Linked DNA regions of Homo sapiens: region 2 is linked to region 1. Evidence: chromatin loops called from intact Hi-C (ENCODE). Cell type or tissue: IMR-90. All regions are shown on one strand. Links, peaks and the distances in the headings refer to the core of each region. The heading gives the core; the rest is flanking DNA.

The links. Peaks named below come from ENCODE experiments on the same cell type or tissue, not always from the same donor. Only the 100,000 strongest peaks of a DNase experiment are listed, where the experiment ranks them.
Region 2: it touches region 1 in a loop (2.9-fold over the local background); 5 of 110 quality-filtered maps call a loop at or near these places.

What each region holds. Positions count from the first base shown.
Region 1 is chr6:116,005,199-116,016,612 of GRCh38, forward strand. All of the region lies in intron 1 of FRK (fyn related Src family tyrosine kinase), which reads right to left. Among named protein-coding and RNA genes, the nearest start is that of FRK, 50 kb to the right of the region's middle. RefSeq lists an enhancer at 3,606-3,885. In IMR-90, for the core only: a CTCF peak has its summit at 5,787 (motif pointing right); a DNase peak (open chromatin) is centred at 5,813; H3K27ac peaks cover 464 bases.
Region 2 is chr6:116,194,254-116,205,667 of GRCh38, forward strand. The region is part of intron 6 of NT5DC1 (5'-nucleotidase domain containing 1); the gene reads left to right. It also overlaps a transcript of COL10A1 not described here. Among named protein-coding and RNA genes, the nearest start is that of TSPYL4, 54 kb to the right of the region's middle. In IMR-90, for the core only: no CTCF peak of the experiment used is centred there; a DNase peak (open chromatin) is centred at 6,588.

The DNA of each region.
Region 1 (11,414 bases), core at 4,730-7,229:
AATTACAGTACATTAACTGTATCTGTCAGGATATGCCAGGTCATCTTGGAGTAATGAACAACTCCAAAAATCTCAGTGGTTTAAGACAACTGGTTTCACTCAGCTCCAGGTCTATTAAGGTACTCAAGGTCATCTGGAGCTCTGCTCGATGTCAGTCTCACTCAGGGAGTTTCTATCTCCATGCTTCCATGATTGCTGAGCCAGGATTGGAAAATGTGGCGAATCGCAGGCTGGTTCCTAGAGCTTCTATTTAAAGATTCTACTCAGGAATGAACCCACTGGCAGTAAGTCTTATAGTCATGTCTAAATGTAAAGAGAGTAGAAACAGCCAATCCCACCATTTCCCAGAAGGTAGAAAATTGGAAACATTTGGTAGACTACACTAATGACTGCTGCATTGAGTCAGTATCAGGAGCAAATTGATGTCCATGGACTATTGTTTATGTAACTGAAACCATGGAAGTCATGGAAACCTTCCAAAGTGGCCATGTAATGAATTCACAGAAAAACAGAAATGCATGTTTTTGATTATTGCAGAAACAAGTCAATAGAATACTTGAACATAGTAAAAAACTGATACCTAAATATACAAATTAGTGATGAAAGAATGGATGACTCAATAAATAACACTGTTATCATTAATAATCCATATGGGAAAAAAACTGATGCTACCTACAGCATACACAATAATTTCACATAGATTAAAGGCCTACTGTAAAAGGCAAACTTCAAAACTTCCTAAGGACATTGGACTAGGGAAGTTTTCTTTAGCAAGACAAAAACAAAAAGACATACAAACCTTAGGGAAAAGATTGATAATATTTATTACATCACAGTTAAAATCTTCTACACCAACAAGGTCACCATGAAATAAAATTTGAATATAAGCCAAAAACCTGGAAAAAATATTTGCAAAGTATATAACCCAAAATAGGATTAGTATTCACATTATGTTGAGACCTATAATCGATAAGAGAAAGACAACACAGTAGAAAAATTGGCATAGGATATGATGATGCCTGGATATAATTGGGCAGTTCACATAAAAAGAAACCCCAAATAATTAATAAAAATGACAGGAACACGGCCTCTACATGTGCTGGTATTAGTAATATTACATATAAAACCACAATGAAATACTATTTTATACTTTCACATTACAATTTAAAATGCTAACATTATTAGGTATTGAGGAAAATGTGAAATGAGCTTTTATACAGTACTAGTGGTAGTACGATTTGGTACAACTAATTTAAGAGCAATTTGGCACTATCTGGTAAAGCTGAATATTTGTGTACTACTCAATTTCACTTCTAGACTACATGCTGTATGAGCTCAAGAAGATACACTACAAGAACATCCACTAAAGAATCCTGGCATTGAAAATTTGGAAACAACCTAAATGTCCATCACAGGAGAAAAGATAAACAAACAGTTGTAGATATAAAATGAAATACTATGTAGAAATTAAAACAATGACTGGGCATGGTGGTATGCACCTATAGTCACAGGAACTCAGGAGACTGAGGCAGGAGGATCACTTGAGCCCAGGAGTTCAAGGCTGTAGTGCACTATGATCGCACCTGTGAATAGCCACTGCACTTCAGCCTGGGTGACATAGAAAGATTCCATCTCTCATAAAATAAATTAAATTTTTAAAAATAAATTGTTCAAGGATTAGAGTAAGTTAAAGAATGAAAAGAATGATATATACCATTGTAGTAGCATTTGTATAAAGTTTAAGAAAACACGTTAGAAAACTGTACCTAATTTTTATGAATACATGCATGTTTAGTGAAAGCTAATAAAGTACTCAAGCATTCTTTTAACTCTATTTCCAGAACTGGCAATACTTTTTCACAGAAATATTTCAAGCAAAGAAGCAATATGGATGAAATATCTTAATCAACTCAATGCATTTTCCTGATTCAAAGTGCATTGATTATGCATCAACACTAAAATGTTTAAGCAACATATTCATCTAAATATCTCTTTCATTAGTTCATTGCTCTCCATCTTTGCTAGCTCACAGACTGAAAGGCATGAACACTCTCCAGTGAGTTATTGGGACAAACCCTTCAATGGACACTACTCACTCATGCTTGCTCTCCAGTCTTTTCAAATAATGTTTTATGAGCACTCTCACATGCTCTTAGTTTACAGATGAGGAAACTCAGGCCCAGGGAAGTTTATTAACTTGAGACCGCATGGAGAGGTGATGGTTGAGTCTGAAATTGAGCCAAACTTCTATTTCGCATGCCACAGTACCTTGAAGTGTAATGTGAAGAGGATGAGTTGGGAACACTCAGATAAAATATGAACCATTATTTTTGCACCAGGCAAAGGGAATTTAGGATAAAGAACACCATGTATTTTGGTCCTCATTTCTTATTTTAAACTAGTAAAATTTGAGCATTTTAACAGTGTCTTAGATAAGAAATAATATACCAAAGCGGTTTTTGTCCCATATAATTGGTTTCTACCTTCAGGTTGTAAAGCTGAATTAGTATATAAAGTATCATACTCCAAAGATCACTCAGAATGGCATTGTCCTATTAATACACTATAATGTTTCTAATCTTCAACCATCCAGGCAATTTAATGGTTTCAATAACTTTCTAGAGGTGACAGTAATGCATATATGTTCAGAAACAATACAGCATTTGAAAGTTGGGGCACATAAATTTTAATGCATGTATTTAGAAAATATATAATTTACTTCTAAGTATGTTTTTATTTGAAAAAAATGAAGGGATGATGGTGCAAAAATAAAAATAAAAGGTTTAAACAAAATATAAATATGTAAGCCTTTACAAGAATTACAATGTATCTAGCAGATTAAGTTCTCCAGAATTATTATTATGTCTCCTATATATCATTCTCAAAACTAAATACTCCATTACATAAGTTTTATGTACATATGTTACATTTGTATTTTGGCTAATCAAGTCTATAAATGATGTGTTTCCTCTGTCCAATATATATATAAGCAGGCAGTTTTTATAAATCAAATGGTTAAAGATAAAGCAATTTTACTACATTTGTAGAAAAACCCTATAGCAAATTTTTTTAATCCTCCTTTGTTTCAACAATTTTGGACTTTTGTATAATAGATTGGTACAATTACTTTACAAAGCAAATCACACTAGAATTGAATCCATAGTAACAATGAAATAAATATAATATTTGACTGAATGCATCAATTCACTTAATTCCTAGAATTTTACTTAGCTGAGCTCTGATCAGGAAGTGAAGAATATAAGTTTAAAAATGTTTTCTGCATGTAGTGGCATTTATAACATCGTCCTTCATACTCAAAGGTGATGCAATTGCTGTGGACTGCAGTCTCTAGGGCAAGTGCTGCTGTGGAGACTGATGGATAAACAATAGCTTGTTCTACCCTTTGCATGTGTGAAAACTGTTTCTTAATTTGAGGTTTGAACCATTGGCAGGACTGTCATTCTGATCAAGTCTGCCTTTTAGAGCCTCTGCTGGCCCCATTCTGGAAGGGCACACACCCCAGGCCCGGATGTCCACCACAGCCATTTTCAGCTCTCTCTTTAAGCTACAGTTCTTACGTGCAGTAGACAGAGAGTGCTGAGAAGGGATCAAGATATCCTAGGAGTATAAAGCATCACAAGAGAGTCATACGGATCAGTGATCCTCCAAGTGTGGTCCCTAGATCAGGAGCATCGCATCACATGAAAACTTGTGTTAAAAGAAAAACCTTAGACAAATCAAATGTAACAGAGTTTAATTGAGCAAAGAATGATTCACAAATTAGGCAGCCTCCCAAGCCAGAGTATGCTCAGAGAGTCCAGTGCAGCCACTTGGTGGAAGATTTATGGACAGCAAAAGGAAAGTGACTAACAAAAAAAAACAGAAGTGAGAGACAGAAACAGCCGGACTGGTTACAGCTTGATGTTTGCCTTATTTTGAACAAGGTTTGAAGAGTTGGCCCCCTTTGATTGGCCAAACTCAGTGATTGGCACAAGAGTAGGTTACTGTCTGTTCATACATCCAGTAAGGTTATAGTTTACTATGCACGGAGAAACCTTTAAGCTGAACTTAAAATATGCAAGGAGACAGCTTTAGGCTAATACTTGTTAGAAATGGAAATTCTTGGGTTTCACTTCATACCTACCAAATCATAAACTCTGGGGGTGGGCCCAACAATCTGGGGTTTATTAAGTCCCCCAGCTGAATCTAATGTACATTAAATTTGAGAACTACTGATGTATAAAAATAGTAAACCAATTAGAAATTTGTACAAGGCAGCTGAGAATGTTTGAGTTTGGCACTTACATGCAAAAAAGTATCCAGTAAAATAATACCACAACTACTCACACACACACAGTTTATTGATATTTTAAAAAATAATCTTTATTGACATACCATGCCATGAAAGATATCTTTATTAACAATAACCAAGAAGAAGATTAAACTCATGATATGAAAAGAAATGCTGGAAGAAACAAATGCTTCAATTTGATAAAAACAAACAAAAAATATAATTTCTGTTTTAGATGAAAATAGTATGTAATTTAAGTCTATAATTATGTAAATTATCAAGTGTCTACCGTATGTAAATTCTGTAACATTAACACAGAAAGATTGTGTTATTTTCTGTGTCTGCAGGACATTGTTGTATAAAATGTGTCTGCAGGACATTGTTGTATAAAAAAGGGTAAATTACAAATATTAGGAGTGTTATAGGTTTATTTATATTTTAAAAAATCAACAAACTGGCCGGGCATGGTGGCTCACTCCTGTAATCCCAGCACTTTGGGAGGCCGAGGTGGGTGGATCACAAGGTCAGGAGATCAAGACCATCCTGGCTAACACGGTGAAACCCCATCTCTACTAAAAATACAAAAATAGCCAGGCGTGGTGGGCACCTGTAGTCCCAGCTACTCGGGAGGCTGAGGCAGGAGAATCGCTTGAACCAAGGAGGCGGAGGTTGCAGTGAGCCGAGATCATGCCATCGCCTGGGCAACAGAGTGAGATTCTGTCTCGAAAAAAAAAAAAATTCACAAACTAAAAATTATATGTGCTTACTTTCCTGGAGATTAGTGAGAGAATATGAAAGTAATGACAGAGGAGTTTCACTTTTTACTCTGCATTCTTCTCTATAATTTGGATGTTTATAATAACATGTAGTTGTAGATTACTTTAAAATGTATTTAAATATAAAAAATTAAAAGAGGTCAATCAGGAACATGCTACAAAAATTTACATGTTGTAAAGGTCTGGACTAGAAACTTTGGCACTTAGAATTGATAGATACAGGAAAAAATCCCAAAGGAATATAAAACAAGTGATTATGAATGAGCAGCGAAACAGATGGAAGAGACGATGTGACACCAGGATTTCAAATCTGAATGACTAAAGGACAATATGTCCTGCAACATGTCAGAAGGCAGAGTATAATAACAGTTAAGAGTGACAGCATCTCATTAGGAAGTTATTTAACCTCTCTATGCCTCAATCTCCTCATTTGTAAGTGAGAATAATAATAATTTCCTTATAGCCTTGTTTCAAGATTAAGAAGAATGCTGCATGTAAAGTGCTTTATGTCTCGACACATTCATGCTCAATAAATAGTAGAGATTTTAAGATAATTAATTGAAGGCAGATATTATCAATTTTGTTTTAGGCATGTTGGATTTGAGGTCATGCTGGGACACGAGTGAATATGTGAGCATGACCTTATTTCTTTGTTTGTATTAACAGTTTCATCCCAAGTGACTCTTCTGTCCTGCCTGCTGTTCTGGACTAGGACATGCTGCCACCAGGTGGCAGTAGGCCATTTTACTAATCCAAAAAGGGAAAGGAGAGCTGTCCTGTGATTAACTGGACGTGCTTTATTTTATGAAAAAGGCAGTGAGCCTTAAAAAAAAAAATTGCAGTATAAATGAATATCAACATTTACATAAGATAAATATCTTAAATATTAATCAAAATTTAGGGAAATCAACATGTAAATAGATGTGTTACCTCAATTAAGGTTTTGTCATTTCATCTAATAGAATCTTATTGTGCCTCACTGACGTGTACAAACTAGGTTCCTAGGTAACTCATAATTCTTATCAGATGAAGATAATTGCCTCTTACACTTTTTAAAGAGAAAACTCATGCCCAGCAACTGATGGCTAGGATTTACAAAAGTTAACATATGACTTCTTTTTATAATGTCTCCTTAAGACCAAGGCAGTCAGCCTTCAAGTACTATAGACAGATCCTAAAAAAATAAACTCTTAAGACTAGTTCCAGGAAAAAAAAAAAACATCCTTCCAGAAAATGCAGAAAGGAAACTGGGTCGATCAACTTGGCCTAACCAGTCATAGGGAAAGTAAGCTAGGATGATTTCCCTGTGGGAGCTCAGGGTTAGCAGTGTCTTTCATGTTTTCATCACAGTTACACATGTTATAATGGGTAAAACACCTATTGTCCTCATGAATGTGACTTGGCAGGCATCGCTGTCACCCACATTGGCAAAACACCTTCAATTTGCAGGGCACACTCATAACCACATTTAGTCATTTATGGTATCTAAATGAAAGGCTTGATTCATGCCCCTTGAACTATTATGGTTCGGTATGACTCACCTGCATCTACCTGTGTTTCCACAACACTATGAAGAAAATCTCTGTGAGAGTTCTTCCTGTCAAGGTAATTATTTCCCTCCCTTTCCACAAAACCTTCTTCGGCTCAGTATCCCCTTGGTTCCCAGGAAGTTAGCCCTGCTACTCTTTCCCACTCACATGGAATGATAAGGACAAAGAAAAAAAATAATGCTCGCAATTATTTTGTTATTCATTCCTTCCTTTCCATTTCCCTCACCATAACCCTTGTCTAATTCAACATCGCCTCTTGGATTATGGAAATATTTTACTGCCTGTTCTCTTTAACATTAACAATTTATATTTACTGATCACATAAAAGGAGGCAGGCACTGTTGCTACAAGCTTTACATGCATTTATCTCAGACTCTCCCCCTTGCTCACACCACCACCACTAGATTTATCATCTCCCCACATACACATAAATAAGGGGTATTTTGCTTATGGAGTAAAACCTCTATTAACCTGGAAATTCAGGCCTTCCACCATCTGGACACAAGCCACTTCTTCAACTTTATCCTCCCTATATCAGCCCTCTGTTCTAGCTAAATTCACACTGCTATCACTACTTATACTGGCAATACTAAAACTTGACTGCTCAGAATTCCTACAGTATTCAGTGACTACTCCTCTGTTTTGATATGTAGCATACAAAAGCTAGCGATGCATTTTAAATTCTTGTTTAGATTATTCTTTGTTTACACTTGAAGCTACAGACCTCCCCAGCATAAGGACAGAGTCTGATAACTTCACATATCTGTGGCATGAAGCACTGGCCACATGCCCTGTGGAGCTGTTAAATAAATACTTGTTGATGAAACATTAATACATTGTACTTCAATTTGGGCATTTTATATAGTCTTCTGGTTTATACTGAACATTGAACTTTAGATAATGCCTGTGTTTTTGTGTAATCTTTTATTTGAGCTTGCCACATAGCTTGCAGTATAAAGTGTTTATGGGAGAAGGCTTATCTGCTATGGACCAGTTGCAACACAGTTTCTAATGTTAATTGGCCTTAGACCACAGATTTCAATCTGACCTCTCTCTTTTCCCCCAAAGAGAACACTTTCATGTGAATGTAAAGATCAAAAATGAAATTGATTTTTCTGTCCTTTAAAACACAAGCATATCAGGGCTGTACACATGTAAAAAATTTGTGATAAAGTGACAATGTCAAATTAAGTATCAGAGGTAGGACTTGCAGTCACATAGAAATCCTTTGCTTGGGTCATTTGATAAAGCTTTTTTGTTGCTGTTATTCACCTTTATAGTCATCATAAATGAGAAATTTTGAAGGAATTTCTTTAGAGGGGAAGTCAGGTGAACTCATTTGTGCTTTCTTCACTGGGGGAGGTGACTATTTATAAAAGAATCTTGTTATAGTCTGAATCCACTTCCCTGAGTCTGGTAATCAAAAGTATGCAATTCCTCACAAGAAGTTTACAAAGAATACAACAAAGTTCATATAAATATTCAATCTCAGGGCACTTTTTTTGTTTCAAAACTATCCTCTATTTGGGGAAGAGGAAAAGACAGCTAATATTGATTTCTCTTTTAAAATAAAAAACAAAATGTGTGCCTATATAATGACATTTCCAATCATCAAGCCTGAAATAAAAATGTAAATTTTAATGCATCTGCTTTGATTTTGTACAACATTTGTGATAATGTTTGTCCCAGAAACTAGAAGAATATGGATGGGTTAGAGTTGAAAGCTTTAATCATTAATTTCTATCTTTGTCACATCCAAAGAAAGTAAATGCACTTGATCTTATGATGCCTAGGAAAATGCCTTATTTTATAAAATACCACAAATGTTCATTCCTATTCTCTATACGAATAAGCTTTGGGGCAGTACTATACTTCTTACATGGGACACTATATGGTTATACAGGACACTAATTTCAGAAATGACAGTCCCAAAGACCAAAGACCAAACTCAAGTCCCAACTCAAATACCAAATTTGAGTTTAGTCAGCTAGTAGTCATTGTGTGTAAACCATTCAAGAAGGGTCAATAATGTCAAGTGCAGCCTGCTCTGTATTCCCTGGATCCAGGTTTCTCTTGCAAAAAGTAAAAAAGAGGGAGCATCTTTCTTCCCTTTTCCTATACTAGAGGTGATATTCAAAATATTTTATGACTGCTATAGCACACACACACACCATCAGAAAAGACACCAGCAAAACTAGAGGCTTATGTCTAAGCTTCAGCCCTGGGGCTTATCATTTTAACACTCAGTGATGCACTATGATGTCACTGAGCTTCATTAAATCTCTTATCTCAAATAAAATATTGTAAACATCTTGAAGGTATCTTAACTTCATTACCTACAAGGTACTAATCATATCATTTTCTATGTGCTGAAATACATTAGAAACATTAATTTTATACTAACAATATGGAGAAAAGATAAAGCAAAAGAAGGGTATATAACTTTTCCTTTGAAAATCTTAGAGTATCAAGGGAGAGATAAAAGACCACTTTAAGTAACAAATCAAAAAAGAAAGTGATGAAACAGGAATTTAAAAATCATTTAATCATCAACAGTGTGTAGTAGGAAATTAACCATAGGCTATAAGGAGGATGGAAGTGTTCTTTTAAAAAAATATACTTTGAAAGGATTTGAAAGAGATACAGAAATCTAAAAAAATGAAAGACAAGGGTATGTGCACAAGTGAAGAAACCAAAAAGGTATTTGTGAGCAGATTGGTTTAATGAACAGCAGTGGTCAGGGAAAAAAAAAAAACCCAAGAAATATGGGCCTTTGATGTTTACAGATAATTCCATGTGGAAACTAACTCCATGGAAGAAGTAGATCTTTGGTAAATTTGAAAACTACAAAGGAGAGTTTTAAGATACTCCATTTAATATTTAACACAAAAGGAGTTTTAAGCCCTGAGCTCACCAGCAATATGAGGGAAAAAATGTGACTTGTTCTTTAAAAATTGTTTCACAAACAAATATGAGATGGAGATGTGGAGGGTGAAAGCAAAGAGGAATTCTTCCATGACTAGAAACAAAAAAGAGACTTGGTCCAAACTTTAGAGGTGAAAAGAAATTTTCATAAGGATCTACAGGCAAAGGTGTTTTAATGAGTACATGCATTTTTTTCCGGGGAGATAATCCATTGTTTTATTAAATTCTCAGAAATGCCTGTGAAAGAAACTAACCAACTCTTTCAATAAGGCCAAGTGTTTCTTCTGTATTTACACGAGCTGGTGCCAAGGCCACAACCACAACCTACCACCTTGAAAATCACTTATTCATTTTTTATTCAAAATTTACTTATTGATATGGTTTGGCTCTGTGTCCCCACCCAAATCTCTCTCTAATTATAATCCCCATGTGTTGGGGAAGGGACCTGGTGGGAGATGACTGGATCATGAGGGTGTTTCTTCCCATGCCGTTCTCATGGTAGTGAGTTCTCACAAGAGCTGATGGTTTAAAAGTGGCAGTTTCTCTGAACTCTCTCTCTCCTGCCACCATGTAAGATGTGCCTTGCTTCCCCTTCCACCATGATTGTAAGTTTCCCGAGTCTTCCCCAGCCATCCAGAACTGTGAGACAATTAAACCTCTTTTCTTCATAAATTATCCAGTCTCAGGTAATATCTTTATAGCTGTGTGAGAACGGACTAATACAGAAAATTGATAGCAGTAGAGTGGGGCACTGCTATAAAGAAAAACTGAAAATGTGGAAGCAACTTTGGAACTAGGTAACAGGCAGATGTTGGACAGTTTGGAGGGCTCAGAAGAAGACAGGAATATGTAGGAAAGTTTGGAACTTCCTAGACACTTGTTGAACAGTTTTGATCAAAATGCTGATAGTAATATGGACAATGAATTCCAGGCTCAGTTGGTCTCAGATAGAAATGAGGAAGTTATTGGGAACTGGAGTAAAGGTCACTCATGCTATGCTTTGGCAAAGAGACTGGTGGCATTTTGTCCCTGCCCTAGTGATCTGTGGAATTGTGAACTTGACAGAGATGATTTAGGGTATCTAGCAGAAGAGATTTCTAAGCAGTGAAGCATCCAAGATGTGACCTGGCTGATTCTGAAAGCAGTCAGTCATATGCATTCACCAAGAGATTATCTGAAACTGGAACTTTTATTTATCAGGGAAGCAGAGCATAAAAGTTTGGAAAATTTGCAGCCTGATCATGTGGTAGAAAAGAAAAGCCCATTTTCTGGGGAGCAATTCAACCCAGTTGCAGAAATTTGCTTAAGTGACCAGGGGCCAAATGTTAATAGCCAAGACAATGAAGAAAATGTCTCCAAGGCATGCCAGAGATCTTCATGGCAGCCCCTCCCATCACAGGTCCAGAGGCCTAAAAGAGAAAAATGGTCTCATGGGCTGGGTACAGGGTCCTGCTGCTCTGTGCACCTTCTGGACTTGGTGCCCTATGTCTCAGCTGCTCCAGCTCCAGCTGTGGCTAAAGGAGGCCAAAGTACAGCAGAGCACAATCTCTATAGTAGGTTGACTATAGTTAACATTAATCTACTGTTCCTTATTTGAATGTTCCTAGCATGAAGAAAAGAGAAATAGTTAAGGTAATGGATATTCCAATTCAGATTATATTAATGTATCAAATTATCACATGTACCCAGAGAATATGTACATCTTTTATGTACCAATAAAAAATAATTTTAAAAACTATACTGTCTAATCTTAATCCATACATGACACAGAGACACACACACATATATGTGAATGAGTGGATGGATGTGTGTGTGTGTTTGTGTGTGTGTGTGTAGCTGCAGATACCAACATGGATGTACAGATATGTACTA
Region 2 (11,414 bases), core at 5,403-7,902, 190 kb after region 1:
GAGTTTATAAAAATGGAACTCTAAAAATAGAAATGCAATTCTAGCACATTACTTGTTTTCACAACAAGTAATATTTATATTCATAACAGAGTAAACAGATTATTTACCTTTAATTTTTAGGAACAACTTAGAAACAAAGCCTAGAAAGGGTAGTTGACAATTTCGGGAAAAAAATGGCAGTCAGAGGCTAAGATGTGGAAGGGGACTGGGAATTGGTGAGAAGGGGAGAATCACTAATAGCCTATTTTATGTTGTGGGGAGTTAAAAATTGATTGAACAGATAGAACCTGAAGTATATTGTTTAAAGTTAGCAGTGGCCAGTAAAAGAATAAAACTATAACAACTGTGAGGGAGGGGTAAGAATAATAAAGGATAATGTGAATTCTCTTTATTTCTTAATGGGAAGTCAGTAGATGTTGTTTATGGCTTATGAACTAAGAACTACAAGTATAATTATATTATTTAGAGTTTTGAATGTAAATTATCAGAAGAGTTAGAAACAAATGACTAAAGGTAGTGGCTTTTGGGTACAATGCTGAAGTGGGGCAGGTATGGAGCTAGAACCTATTCTTTTCTATTATAAGACACTCTACATACTGTTGTAATATTTTTATGGTTTACATTATTAGTTTGATACAAGCATATTTTTCTAAGTACTGATAACCAAAAGTCATAGTTGGATACTGTGGCATATTTGCCATCCCCAAATCTGGAAGATATACAGTGATTATTCAAACCTAAAGTTACCTCACCTTCACCTTCCTGCCATCCATACTCTACCGCTCTCTCTATATTCTGCTTTGACTTCTAGGTAGCATGAATTGTTTTTGCTTGCCAGCCTAGGATCAGCCTATGTCACATTATATTTTATATCATCTCATTGTTAGTTCTCTTGTTCACTGAAATGTCAATCTGGTTAATTTCTATAAAATAAAACATACTGAAGTTATAATATAGGCATATGATAGTAAGAGAAACAGTGTATCTACTGCTTAGAAAATAACTTGCATGATACCAATATTTTATATCACAATTTCGCTATTAAAATTATACAGAGGAGAATATTAATTGACTCAAACATTGGAAATTTTTTTGGAAACACCATTTTCTGTATTTTTCTATTAAGTTTACCTTAACTTTTTTATTAAATTAACTTTTTTTTTATTCAAGAGGTCATAGTAGTTTACCAGATTAGGTTGGTCATGGCCAAATTGTGACCAAATCATTACTAAAATATTCATTTTTAAGAATAGTTCAATACAGGGATTCCAATGATAATCCATATATTCTGCTTTATATATGATTGTATTTGAAATGATTACTTTCATATCATTTATCTGCTCCCTCCCTCAAATGTACATAATCAGGGGTTAGAAAGATGGCTGGCTATCAGAACAGCTTTTAAATTTTTGGTTGGAAAAGGCACATCTTTAGAATATGGTAGACTCTCTTGTTAGCTAAATATATTCATTAAGATTGAAGTGTAGGCAGATTTAGATCAACAATAGCAACTAGTAGCAATTAAGCAAATTTAATGTGCACAGAACAGATGGTGGGATTGTGGGTGGGGACTGAAGACCAAAGAGATGCTATTTTCTAACAGTAACTTTAGAAGAGACCAAAAAGCTATTTTAAGCCACAAGTTGGAAAGGGGGAAGGTGGAGATGGAGAGAGATTCCTGCCTCTAACCATATTTGATGATGAGCATTTTGGTCAGTTATTCATTCTTCCATCCATCTGTCTAGTACTTGTTTGAGTACCTATTGTAACACTCATTGGTTGGTGTTGTCGGGTTGTTAAGGGGCTAAACTTGACATTCTGTTATCCCTGACATTCTGTTATTTCCTGACATCATGCTATCCACAAGAGTGAGATTGTATCTCAAAAGGACAGTCGTCCTTTCCTTATTACTCCTACTCCATAAGCATCTAACTTCCTTGATGACTTAAACCTCAAATCACCCAGCAATGACCTTCAGGAATTCCATTTTTTAACTGATAGATTAGTTATATTTTCCATATCACATTTGTTATTTCCTAAAAGTACATTTAAATCCTTAAATGTTTTTGAATTTTTGCATTGCTCTAACTACAGCAACAAAATATACACAATGGGAAAGAGTTCAGTTAATCAAAATTTAAACCAGTTTTACCTAATAGCATTTAAATCTTTTCTAAATTTTTCCCCAAACTATAAATCAACCATTATTAGTGATTAGTTTGATCTAGGGAAAAAAAAGTTTTCTCTTTGCCATTTGGTTTTTAATAGCACAAAGAAATTATATCAATTAGAAAAATACTCAAACTATTTGGATGTTATTTTATCAAATTATATATAGTATATAGAAAGTTGAGGTCAGGGGAACAGGAGGAGTAGCTTCATTACACTAAACAAAATAGTGTTTCTTTGTGTCTGCTATGACATTTTATGAGCATTTCACCAGCATTGCTGACTTTTTCTGGGTTGTGTTTGCTGCTTCTTAACTCTGCGGTGTTGGGAATGCTGGCTCACTCTCTCCACCTTTTCCTCTTCTACTTGTGCAGCCTTGTGTATGCTGTTTTTAACACTCACATAGTGCTTACCATGAGCCAGGCACCGTTCTTCATTAGACAGGGAAAGCAGATACTTCCTTTTCCTCCCCTCTTCTACTCTGGTGTTGGAGATATCCTCAAATGGAATAGCCATGTTTTCTCCAGAGTTCTATCTAGTTGCATCTGACCAGCTCTTTTTCCTTTCATTTCTGGCAGACCTGGTGTCTGAGGGCTCCTCATTCTTCTACAGCTGTGTGTGTCCATCAGAGCCATAGCCTCAGAGCCAGAGGGTCACGGGAAGCAGGATCTCCTGTCCACCCCCACCTCCTTTCTCCATTTGTAGTGGGCCAGCTGCCCTCCTCACCTCTACTATCTTCTGCTCTCTACCTAGGGTCTGAAGAGGCATGAATCTTCATAGGCATCTGGCCACGGATCTGCTTTGCCTGGTTAATGATGTCGATGTCAGCTTTGTCCTCAACCACATACCATCCATAGTTTGTAGACACCATTCCCTTTACTGGTGGCCAACTGAGACTTATAACTGAACATTTTACAAAATCCACAAAAAGTCCTTGATTCTCTGCTAGGTCTCTGATTATCATCTTGTCTGATTTAAAATGCTAAGCAGAATTGAATCATTGGAAGATACTGGGAAGAATCTTCCCGGTCAAGAATCAACATTCTTGACCTTCACCACCTTTTACCTCTGCCACCCAAGTTTTAAGAACAAACAGCCAGGTACAGCGGTTAATAACAATAATTTTAGTTGCTGTAGTGCAGATAGAAGACAGTATAATACAGTAATGAAGGCACCCAAATGTCGGAGTTAGACTGTTAGAGATTCAAATACCATCTCTACTTTTTGATTGTTTAGCATTGGCCAATTGACACAATTACTTTTAAGTTCCACATGTGAAAATAAACTTGATAATGGTATTTATCTCATAGGATGTTATGCAGATTCAGTGAGATAATGTATAAAGAACTTAGCACAAGGACTGATGGATTGAAAGCGCTAGGTAAACATTTCTTCTTTATGTTTGCTACCATTGAGAAGCGTTTACATGTACCAGACATGCCAGTGCATTGACTACTTTATATACACATGTCTACTTCATTAGGAGCTCCACAAATAGCTTCACCCCAGATAGGGCTGCCACCAAAGCTCTCTGAATTTTGTCATAGAGGGCAGTGGCAATTTATGGCCCCAGGGCACCTAGCTTTGCTCAGAAAATGTCCTTCATCAGCTTGCTAGTGCCAAGAGTGAGCAAGCTTTTTCTAAATCTTCCAAGAGAGATCCTGGTAAATAAAAGGGTTATTTCTCCTGTCAAAGTGCTGGGTGGTCACCACATCAACAAATAGGGATTCAGTCACTCACTTCCTCTCCAAATTGAGGTCACTGAGTAGTGAACAACAGTTTCTGGGTAACAGCCATCTACTTGGTAAGGTTCACCCATTCATTCAAAGCCACGTAACTATTCCACACAGCTTGATCCTGAAACAGAAAACAGTCAATGTGGCCAGTAAATGATGGCTTATATGGAGATAGGCCTTTCCTTTTCAGGACCATTATATGTAACTGTGCTCATGCCCTGCTTGACTCAAGCAGCTTGTTTAAAGAGCATGCCTTCTTCTATTCGTCCCATACATAAGAACTACAGGTGGCTGGGTATAGTGACTCATGCTTATAATACCAGCAGTTTGGGAGGCTGAGGCAGAAGAATCACTTGAGGCCAGGAGTTCAAGACTAGCCTGGACAGCATAATGAGACCTCATCCCTAGAAAAAAAATTTAAAAATAGCCAGATCTGGTGGTGTGCACCTGCAGTCCTACCTGCTTGGGAGGCTGAGGCAGGATTGCTTGAGCCCAGGAGTTCAAAGTTACCTATGAGCTACGATCACACCACTGCACTCCAGCCTGGGCAACAGGGGAAGATCCTGTCTCTAAACAATATTTTTTTAAAAAAAGGACTACAGGAGTCTCTTATCTGATTTGAGAGCCATGTTTCTTAACCAAAGTGGGGACTTTTTCTTCTGATAGGCTAACTCATGAGGTCACAGAATGAGACAGAGTCTTCCATGGTGATCCCTCATAGCCACCAATAGAAAACTAATTCAGTTAGAATATAAACAGTGTAAATTAGATGAAGAATCTTCTAGTATTTATTCCTTTAGCTACCTTAGCACTATTGTCATCTTGAACTGGGTAATTCTTTGTTGGAGGAGCTGTTCTGTGCATTATATAATGTTTAGCAAGATCACTGGCCTCTATCCACTAGATGGTAGTAGCAGCACCCTCCACCCACCAGAAATTGCCAAATGTCCCTGGGGGGTGAGGGGAGCTAAATCACCCTCAGTCAAAAGCCGTAATGTATAAAAATATCTTTCCATGAAAGACAGACTCTCCAGTTGTTTCTTCTAGATAGACAAGAGAGTTTGTCAGTTACGCCTATTAAATTTTACCTTCTGAAAGGACTATCTTCTGGAAGTGCCTTTTTCCTTTTCTTATAGGTTGTTAATCTGGTCTTTGATGCTGTGTTCTCATCCAGAAGACATTAGATAGTCAAAGGACAGGGAACTACCATTAGAAGACTGAGTTTTATTCCAACACTGCTATTATTAGCCTTGGCACTGAGCAAATCCTTTAACTACTCTAAGCCTTAGTTTACCTATCTGTCATCAATGTTGTGGAAAGAGAAATATGTATGTACAAAAGCATCTTTAAAAAACAAAGAAGTCACCTAGCACTCAGATCTTAGTTTCTAACGCCATTCTCCAGTATTAGAAGCCAGGGCTCCTTGGAGAAATCTCTGACTTTAGGCCTGGGGCAGGAAATATACAAGATGACCTAGAGCATCTTGTAGTGCCAGAAGTAAATAAATGCTTTTTAAAAATTACAATGATGGAGGTGTGTAAAAGGGACACAGGAATTAAAGGATAGAGCTCCCAATGGCTAATGCTGGAACAATTTGAGAACAAAATAAATAAAGTAGTATGGAATTATAACCCAGAGTATAAAATAACCATCAATGAGTCTGGTATAAATAAGTGATTAACAAGTAAATAAATGGGGAGAAGAGACTAATCTACCACACAAAATATTTCCAAAATAGTTTATGCACACATTTTACCTTCAAGAAGGTAGAGCATGAATTTTTACTCCTTAAGGGTAGCCTGTGCATTGTACTTCCTTACAAAGAGTACAGTATGGAAAGTGGGGGGGGAAGAGTAACTTTGCAGTGGGGCAACCTGACAAATACTGTCCTGGCCAAATCATCCAGGTCAACATCAACAGTGACCCTTAATAGTATATACCCTTAATATAACATGAGAGTGGCACTTTATCTCCATGGTCTTCCACCCAATAACACATAACCCAGTCTAATGAAAAAGTCAGACAAATCCCAATTGAAGGACATTCTACAAAATATCTAACTAGTACTCCATAAAACTGTCAAAGTTACCAAAAACAGGGGAGGTCTGAAACTATGTCACGGTCAAGAGTAACCTAAGGAGACATAACCAGTAAACGTAATATGGTATCCTGGATGGGATCCTGGCACAGAAAAGAGACATTAGGTAAAAATTAAGGAAATCTAAATGAAGTGAGGACTTTAGTTAATAATAATGTATTGGTATTGCTTCACTAATTGTGACAAATGTACCATAATATTGAAAGATATTGATAGGGAAATTGAGTGTGAGGTGTATGGGAACTCTGGACTATCTTTGTAATTTTTCTGTCCATCTAAAACTACTAAAATTAAAATTTTATTTTAAAAAGCATAGCTAAATAAAGGTAAGACACTATTATAAGTAATGGTTATTTTATCCAGAAGGATATTATCGAGCTCTGGTATATAATTCCCTTAGTTTTAAAAGTCTATTCATGAAGTCATTCCTCAACTTCTCTCTCTGGGTGATATTTAATGTCCTTATGGATCGTACTTCATCTCTTCTCCCACTAGCTTGGAGCAGTTTCAGGTTCCCAGCTAAAGAAACTGAAGGATATCACATAACAGTTCTTCACCTTCTTGGCATAAATCCTGTGGCAGACCATGTTTACTTTTTCTTCTGAGGAAATCCACATATGCTCCCTTCTTCTTCCCCCACCCACTCAGAAATACAGCTGCCTTACAACTTACCAGTGCTTTTTTCTAACCAAGGTCTGAAAGGTTCTCTGTTTAGTTTCTTTGTTCTCAAGAGGAATGGAAAAAAGCGGGAAGGTACTATGGTAGCACCCCACAGCACCAACTTGCCCAGTAGGAGTGAAGTACTAACTTGCCCAATAGGAGTGAAGTACCAACTTGCCCAAGAGGTACTGCACCTAGATGTGTGCAGAATAAGAAGGTGAGATAAGGGGATCCTTCAGAATGAGTCACCACATGTAAAATCTTGGAGGGACAATACATGAGCAGATAAAAAAGTTTAATATAGGTAACTACAATTAGTTACCTCTATGATACTCTTGCCTTTTTGGCTGTAGCCATTATAACTAACTGTGTAATTGGAAGTCATTCCCACCACCTTTATTTCAGTGAACAGTATTGTTTATTCATTCTGGGCATATTGCACTGTATAAAGGTATGTATTTGAACATAGTTTGTTACAGAAATTGAATTTAGAATCACTCCAGTATATAGAGTAGTGTTCTGTAATCCGTTGGTGGAGAAGAATTGACCAATCAAATTTCCCTAATGAGACCAGTGACTTATGGGACTGCCTCGGTAATGCTTTTCAGTTCTGAGAACTTCAGTGAGGTGAGCATTTGCCAGAGTCAGGTTTACTGATGATATTAAAAGTCTTGGTTAATATAAAGATAATAGGGCAAACAACATGTGCTTACTATTATTTAGGCTTGTTTGACATCCCTTCCCACCCATGAAGTCGGGAAGGTAATATGTGGCCACTTCTGACATGTGAGGTCATGGGCAAGGACATGCAGCCGAAAGAAACACAGGTGTACAGCCTAAGCCACTTGATTCTGGGCAGAGTATTTCCCCTTCTAGCCTGCACTGAAGCCTTGGCATGGTTTCATGATTATAATTATTGCCTCTACTTTTTTAAATGCTCTATTTCTGGACCAAATCATGTTTGCTTATTATTTGGATCCAAATGCCACACTGGTAGATTTATGCACCTACAGCTGATAATTTTAGGAACTGTGAAATAAAGTTAATTTACACCTGGAGGAGTGCTGACCAATAGAACTTCCTGGAGTGAAGAAATAGTCTATATCCAGGCTGTCCAGTGTGGTAGCCATTAACCACATGTGGCTACCGAGCACTTGAAATGTGGCAGGGAGTTGCAGGAACTGACTTAAATTTTACTTAATTTAACTTGAAGTAGCCACGTGTGGCCCATACCTGCTAGAGCACCAGTCTAGACAGTGTAGGAATCCTCCATGTGATGCAGGCTCCCCTACCTTAGCTCTGGGCCTTCCTTGCACACACTTGGCTATTCTTTTCGAGAAAACATTTCTGTAGTACCTTTTTTTCTTATGCTTAGCATGGTTGGAATACATAGATCAGTAGCAGAACAAAGTTCCTTCTCAATTTTGGCCCACTTAAATCTAAAGCTGTAAGTTCTTAAACTCATCACTAAAAAATAAAATTCACTGAGTTTTGTTCGCCATACTCTTTTTTAGGGGAAACGAGGAAACAATGATCCCATATGTTCTTGATTCCACCTTTAAGAGTTTCAACCTTTAGAAAATTATTATTGGCAATAGGTTTATTTCTTTAATTCTAAAAACAAAGGCTATTTTCTTTTACAGATGCAAATCTGTTAATTTGATGCCTGCAAAGTTCAGTGACACTAAGTTTAGATTGAGTGGTATTTACAGAGTCATATGAAAATCCAGTCACATGATGTTTGTTAGGTTAAGAATGGCATTCTGAGATTATAGTCTAGGAAAGGGGGAACTGCAGTGTACAGTTTCATAAATGCATTGCAGATAAACATTAAAATATTAAGACAATGACAGCTATTTTTATTATTGTTAACTTGAGCAAGTAAATTCAGAAGCTCTATGGAAAGAATCAGAAAAAGTGACAGTTCTTAATTACCTCACATTTCCTTAACTAGAAAATCTTAAGGAGTGAGGAAAGTACAAAGGCAACAAATATTACTAGGGGTAATGTAGTAATGCAAAAAGGGAGGGAGGGGCTGTCTCATAATAAACTTTTACTTTTCCAAACATGGTTTTTCACTTAATACAAGTGGTTTTTTAAATTTAATTTAATACACAAATTTTTTCCCACAGATTATGATATTAAACATTTTTATGGTAGGACACAGGAAATAGTGAAGTTATATAAAATGTCACTTAATGCAAATTTGAACAAACCAAATTACCAAGTGGTTGCTTTTCTATACTAAACAGTTTTACAGTATTGTATTAGATTCTCATTTAATGTGAGTCTTTCATTTCTGATTTAACACTTGTTTTTATTCTATTTCTTGGATTCATTTTCATGGTCATGAAACTATTATGTCAGTTCTTTATTATTACTTTACTATACATTGTTATTAAATGTGAACATATTTTCAGCTAATAGAGCCCTGCAGTCCGCCAGAAGCTCTCTTCATGCTCCCTTCTAGCCAACATCCCTTTCCTGGAGAGACACCTAACACCACAGATTAATTTTGTCTCATTTTTTATTTTATATATGTAATTATGCAGTATGTATTTTCCTGCATCTAGTGGCTCTTCCTCAACATTATGCTCCTATAATGTCTCCCTGTTACTGAATGTCACAGTAATTCATTAATTTTCATTGCTGTACAATATGCCATTATATTAATATAACTACACCACATTTTATTTATTCATCCTACCCTTGGTAGACGTGAGTTAATTTAATTGGGGACTGTTATAAATAATGCCTCATGAACATCATTTACATGTGATTTTCATGCCTATTTACATGTTACCCTTAGAGCTACACCTAGAATTAGAATTGCCACATTATAGGGTGTATTTGTGAGTTCAGTTTTAGTAGGAACTGCCAAATAATTTTTCAAAGTACTTGCACAGTGTGAGTTCCAGATACCTTATATTCTCAATATCTTCACCAGTACTTGATGTTGTCAGAAATATTTTTTGCCACTTGATATCTATAATTATTATCATAATTTACCTTTTAGAGAACACCAGTAGTTTTAGACGACAGATGCCCTGACACACACACGGTGATCATCAAATATACCTATTCCCAGCTCTCCATAGACCCGCTGAAAAAAAACCCTCGAAGGCTGTGGCCTCTGACCCAGCTCACTTTGGGCAGTATAATTTGGAATTTGGTCCTGCAGTGAAACACCTGGGTAAGGGAGAGGACGATGCACTGCTGTGAGCCTGAAGGCTTTTGGTGGGGTAAGAAACACTTCAGGAGTTAATACCACCGAGTTTGTCAAGTGCTCTCAGAGTGTGTTTGTTGAATTTTTATAATAAAGTAACTTCATAAATAGCCCTCAATTTACTCAGTTGAATACAACAAATTGCTTTTTGGTAATTACTTCATTCTCAGCCTTGAATGTAGAAATGTAAAAGGGATGAGAGGTAGTGACTGAGAAAGATTCAAAAAGATGCACTACCTAATTAGTAATCAGGGAAATGCAAGGTAAAACAATGAGATGTCCACTTTCACTTAGTATATCAGCAAAAATTAAGATCTGACAGTATGACCTGATGAGAGTGTGGGGTAAGTGTACACACATATATGCTGCTAACAATGTTAAAAACTATTGTCCCCAACAATTCTGAAAGCAAACTCAGTGTAAATATTAAGATTAGAAACGCAGATATGCAATGAGCCAGCCGTTTAACATTTATAAGCCCTAAAGAAGTACTCATATGTATACATGGACTCAGATACAATGTTGTTTACTCCAGAATTTATAATGAAAAAAATCACCAAAGTACTGTTGTATTCATATGCTGGATTGCAATGTTGTGGTTAAAAAGAATGAAGCGTTTCTAGAATGTAAGGTCTATGAGAGAAAAAACTTTGTCCATGTTTTCAACAAGTAGAACAATGAATAGTGTGTAGTAGGTGCTCAGTAATTATTTGTTATAATTACATGGCTAGATTTAAGTACGTGGCTAGATTTTGAAGTCATTTTTTTGGGTGAGGAAAGCAAATTGCACAAAATGTGTACTAGAAAATACATGTATATGTGTGTGTAAGTCCATAACACCTTATTGGAAAGATACACACCAAAATGTGAACTACATATGTGTGTATGCAAGTCCGTAGAAATTTATCTGAAAAGTATACAGTGCAGAAGTGTCCAAGCAAATAATACATTCATGGGTTCTTAGTTTCTGTTTCTGGTTAGGCCGGTAAAACCCCTTCCTCATCCCTCTTTTCTGCTTATCATTACAGACAGAAACTAAAAACCATGTCTTCAGGCTGCTAAAAGCCTAAAACAAAACAAAATAGAACAACAACAAAATAAGCTGGGCTGGACAAGCTTGGTGTGACACTAAAATGACAACAATGATACTAGGGACCAGAAACTGAGAGTACTATTTAGAGAAGACTTCAGACTTTTTTTTTATGTTTCAAAATTTAGAACATATATTTGGAAATTTGGAAGTGTTCACATATCTTACTTGAGTAATTACGAGATAATTTTAAAATAACATTTAACCTTAGAAAGATAATTTCCCTGTTATCTGGTAGGTTGGAACTTAACTGAGTCAGCAGCTTCTCCCTCTGGAGCCCCACAGTCTCTACACAGATATACAGAGCATCTGATCTTGCTAGACCTAGTCTTCCCAAAGGAAATTCCTTAAATATGTGGAATAAATTGGGGGGGAAAAAAGGCTGTTCAGATATTTTATACATTTCTTTAAGAATAAACCAGCTGTTTGTGTAGT